2 separate regions of the Homo sapiens genome follow, and region 1 is linked to region 2. A link is a loop called in an ENCODE intact Hi-C map of the cell type or tissue named here. Cell type or tissue: lower leg skin. All regions are shown on one strand.

The links. Peaks named below come from ENCODE experiments on the same cell type or tissue, not always from the same donor. Only the 100,000 strongest peaks of a DNase experiment are listed, where the experiment ranks them.
Region 1: it touches region 2 in a loop (2.6-fold over the local background); 7 of 110 quality-filtered maps call a loop at or near these places.

The regions. Positions count from the first base shown.
Region 1 is chr3:132,543,781-132,546,280 of GRCh38, forward strand. LOC124909436 (a long non-coding RNA gene) reads left to right here and starts at 2,359. Exons shown (of 2, transcript XR_007096094.1): 1 at 2,359-2,500. In lower leg skin, no CTCF peak of the experiment used is centred here; no DNase peak of the experiment used is centred here.
Region 2 is chr3:132,623,596-132,626,095 of GRCh38, forward strand. All of the region lies in intron 9 of ACAD11 (acyl-CoA dehydrogenase family member 11), which reads right to left. All of the region lies in intron 34 of NPHP3-ACAD11 (NPHP3-ACAD11 readthrough (NMD candidate)), which reads right to left. Among named protein-coding and RNA genes, the nearest start is that of ACKR4, 28 kb to the left of the region's middle. RefSeq lists a silencer at 2,115-2,164. In lower leg skin, no CTCF peak of the experiment used is centred here; no DNase peak of the experiment used is centred here.

The sequences.
Region 1 (2,500 bases), 80 kb before region 2:
CCACAGAAAATCAGGTCTTAAAAATTTTTTAATAAAAATAGAAGAAAAACAATAGAAGACATTGACAGAGAAAGTTGAGGAAATCTTGTGAAGAAGCAGAGTAAGATGGAAAAGTAGACAAAAGAGACCCAGTTCAGGGAGCCCATTATCTAAAAAATTTAGATCCCAAAAGAAATACTAGTTTTGAAAAGGGGCTGAGAACAAAATAAAAAATTCAAGCACTTTCCCAGTAAGGAAGACTATGCCACTGAAGAGGCCAAAGGAACTTCTCCTTCACCCTCTGAAAGGTCTGCTGAAAAATCAACTTGCAAAATGCAGAATAATTGGAGAAAAGGCATACAAATTTATTTAATGAGTATACACAGGAGCCTTCAGAATGAAAGCCCAAAGATCCTGGGGAAATTGTTCACTTTGATGCTTAGGTTCAACAAAATATTGACAGCCATACTTTGATTGGCTGTGTTTATGATTGGACAAAAGGGTAAGATCAAATGCTAAGGGACTGCATGGGGAAACCCAGCAAGGTCTGTTTAGACTCTTCTTGGCCTATCCGAGCATGCAGTCCTTCCTTCTGGGTATGGGGCGGGTCTTTCTCTGGAATAGGGGTCCTCTGAGCTATAGTCCAACAAGGTAAGTCAGATCATTTCTTTGTGGCCAGTTTTTACATAGAAAGGTGGAGGGAAAGGGTAATAACTTTAGGTTTTATGGCTGGCTTTGGGGAAAAGAGGTTCTGGTTTCTGACCCACCTTGGGGAAGAGAGATTCTAGTTTCTGTGGCTAGCCTTGGGAGAGAATGGAACTGAGCGACAGGAAGGTAGGAGAAGGTCAGAAAAACTTCTGGTTCTGAGGCTGCTTCTGAGACCTTCATTCTGGGGTTTGTTTTATGAGTCCCAATGTCAGAGGTGTTTGAACCAGAGTGACTCCACCTTGAATAGGGGCTGGGTAATATAAGGCTGAGACCTGCTGGGCTGCACCCCCGGGAGGTTAGGCATTCTCAGGCACAGGATAAGACAGGAGGACAACAGGACTGGTATCACAGATACAGGTCATAAAGACCCTGCTAATAAACAGGATGTAGTAAAGAAGCCGCCAAAACCCACCAAAACCAAGATGGCAATGAAAGTGACCTCTGGTGGTCCTCACTGCTCATTATACACTATAATATATTAGCATCGCAAATCATTCCCACCAGCACCATGACAGTTTACAAATACCATGGCAACATCCAGAAGTTACCCTATATTGTCTAAAAAGGGAATTTTCTGGAAAACTCACGAATAATCCACCCCTTGTTTAGCGTATGATCAAGAAATAACTATAAAAATAGCTGGCCAGGCACGGTGGCTCATTCCTGTAATCCCAGTACTTTGGGAGGCAGAGGTGGGTGGATCACAAGGTCAGGAGTTCAAGACTAGCCTGGCCAAGATGGCAAAACCCCGTCTCTACTAAAAATACAAACAAAAAGTAGCTGGGCGTGGTGGTGTGCACCTGTAATCCCAGCTACTCAGGAGGCTAAGGCAGGAGCATCACTTGAACCTGGGCGGTAGAGGTTGCAGTGAGCCAAGATCATGCCACTGCACTCCAGCCTGGGCCACAGAGCAAGACTACGTCTCAAAAAAAAAAAAAAAAAAAAAATAGCCAACCAGCAGCCCTCAGGGCTACTCTGTCTATGGAGTAGCCATTCTTTTGTTTCTTCTCTAATAAACTAGCTTTCACTTTATGGATTTATCCTGAATTATTTCTTGTGTGAGATCCAAGAACCGTCTCTTGGGGTCTGGATCAGGACCTCTTTCCAGTAACACCAACGCCACCGAGTGCCAGCCCAATAAATGAAAGTCAACCCTTACAAATACACATAATTGTGAAATTTTACCATATGAAAACAAAAAGATCCTATAACCCTCCAGGGTGTGGCAGGAGAAGAGGGAACCATTTCTTAGAAAGGAACAAGAATAAGAATAGCACTGGATTGCTCAATAACACTGAAAGAAAACAAGGGAGTGATGCCTTCAAAAATCTCAACCCAGGGTTCTACATCCAGTGAAACTACTGATTGAGGGGACAGAATTAAGACAAGGTCTCAAATTTACCTCCCATTAATTCTTTTGTAAGAAGCTCCAGAAAGATGTTCTGTACTAAAGCAGGGGGTACCCAAAAAAGTGTGGGGGCCAAGATGTAAACTTGCCTGTCACCCTCTGAAGGTTCACTGAAAATCAGCTGACATAAGGCAGATGAATAGGAGAGAAAGCATACAAATTTATTAACGTGTACCTGTGGTCCCAGCTACTCGGGAAGCTGAGGTGGAGGATCACTTGAGCCTGCAGTTTGAGGCTGCAGTTTGAGCTATGATCATGCCACTCTACTCCAGCCTGGGCAACAGGCAAGAATTGGTCTAAAAGAAAAAAAAAAAAAAAAAACAGACTTTACAGGGTATGTCAAAGAAGTATATTTGGGGGTGAAATACTTTGGTTTTCTTCAAAAGAATGGTGGAATTCTTCAAA
Region 2 (2,500 bases):
ACAAATGATTGTGGCTTTTCTGGTCACACAAAACATTGGCAATCTTCCCTTTAAAGCTATAGGCTGCTTTTTTATTTATCTTAAAGCACTTCTTTTTATTGCAAATTTTTTGTACATATTTCAATAGCTGCATGACACAAAGTTCAGCAGAGTATCACAACCCAACCTGTGACACCTCTTCTGTGCTGCAGTTTCTCTTATATGCTTATTCACATTTACCAATGAAAGAACAAGCCTGCCTGGTTTCCTCTGCCAATTCTGGCCTCTCCTCTGAATGATGGGCTGATTGCAAGTACTAGCATGCTATCAGATAGGCTTCATTTTAGAGAAAGTAGGTAGGAATCAGGCAGTAATCAGGGAGGACAGACAACCTGGGATTTCTGCCCAATCCCCACCACCCCCCACCACCCTCCCCCACCCCCGAAAAAAGAAAAGTTGTTCAGGTGCAGGTGCTCACACCTGTAATCCCAGCGCTCTGGGAGGCTGAGGTGGGAGGATTGCTTGAAGCCAGTAGTTCTGGGCAACAGAGTGAGACCAGGTCTCTACAAAAAAATGTAAAATTTAGCCCGGTATGGTGGCATATTCCTGTAATCCCAGCTACTCAGGAGGCTGAGTTGGGTGGTTTGCTTGAGCCCTGGAGTTTGAGGCTGCAGTGAGATAGCATCACATCACACACTCTAGCTTGGAGACACAGCAAGACCCTGTCTCTTGAAGGAAAAAAAAAAAAAAGGCCGGGCGTGGTGGCTCACACCTGTAATCCCAGCACTTTGGGAGGCTGAGGTGCGCGGATCACGAGGTCAGGAGTTCGAGACCAGCCTGGCCAATATGGTGAAACTCCATCCCTACTAAAAATACAAAAATTAGCCAGGCTTGGTGGCAGGCACCTGTAGTCCCAGCTACTTGGGAGGCTGAGGCAGAAGAATCGCTTGAACCCAGGAGGCGGAGGTTGCAGTGGGCCGAGATGGTGCCACTGCACTCCAGCCTGGGCAACAGAGCAAGACTCCATTAAAAAAAAAAAGCCAAAACATGGAGGACCCTCCTCTAGGGCACTAAATCTCATGTTGAAGCCCTGGCTTCTTTGAAACAGATCATTTGCTTTTTTGTCGTTGTTGAGACAGGGTCTCACTGTTGCCCAGGCTGGAGTGCAGTGGCGCAATCTCGGCTCCCTGCAACCTCTGCCTCCCAGGTTCAAGCAATCCTCCCACCTCAGCCTCCCGAGTAGCTGGGACTATAGGTGTGCAGCACGCCGGGCTAATTTTTGTATTTTTAGTAGAGATTGGGTTTATGCCATGTTGCCCAGGCTGGTCTCAAACTCCTGGGCTCAAGCCATCCACCAACCTCGCCCTCCCACAGTGCCGGGATTACAGGCTTGAGCCAGCACACTGGTCCATTTGCATTTTTTGGAGTGCTGTTGCAGCCTTCTGCCTGGGGGCAAACACCATTGCTATAACAGGTTATAAGAGACCAACCGAAGCAGTCGTCCACCTGCAGGTAATTCTTAAATCAAACATCTTGATTTCTTTTCCTCTTCTCATTTTTGCTTTCTATATAAGCCAATCACAGTGGACTCCACTGTGGGAAAATGGTTACCACTTGTGCTACAGACTTCTTTCAAACTTCTTCTGAGATATGGCTTCTATTGTTAGATTATTCTAGGGGCTAATCCATTCTGCTTTCCAAATCTAATTTCCATTCTCTTTTCAAAACCTTAATTCCTCTGATATGTCCCTCTTCTGTTTTCAAGCTTATACCAATTTATTCCATTTTATAAAAAAACTTATTATTTATTAAATTGGATTTTATTTGAGGGAGGGGAGGACAATGTTGAATTCACACTGCTATCTTAACCTAAAAGTGTTGCATTCCCTTTTTAATACTCAAGAGTTCACAGTTTTAAAAATCAGAATTGAACAAACACTAACTAGATCAGAAAATATTCAAGATACTTCAGTCACTAAACACATGTGAGAGGTGACTATTTTAGAAAGAATTTCCTCACTTTAAGTAGTATTTTTTAAAGAAATTATACCCTATTCTGTGAGCAAAGTTAATCTCAAGCCAGATATTTACTAAAAATATAATAATTATTTATATAATTCAAGCAACAGCACAAACTGTCCTACAAACACATATCAGCTCTGAACATTTCTGTTAAAAGGATTTTGGTCTCTTTCAGTTCCCTATTTGATTTTACCAGGCTAGCTGTAGACCTCTCAGAATCATAGATGATTAAAATGAGAATGTGTTATATATTTAGTCATACCTACTCACATTGTAGAGGAAAAAACTGAGGCCACGCAAGACCATCTAACACAAGGCCACCAAACTTGTGACAGGGATAGACTAGAATAAAGCCATTAGCATTTCTACACCAGTGTTCTACCCACATATAAACAGCCTGCCCCAACTCCCTTACATATTTTTGTAAAAGCTTTTATCTTTTCTTCACAACATTTATCATCTCTTATTTAGTGTCTTCCTTTCCTGCTAAAGTCTAAGC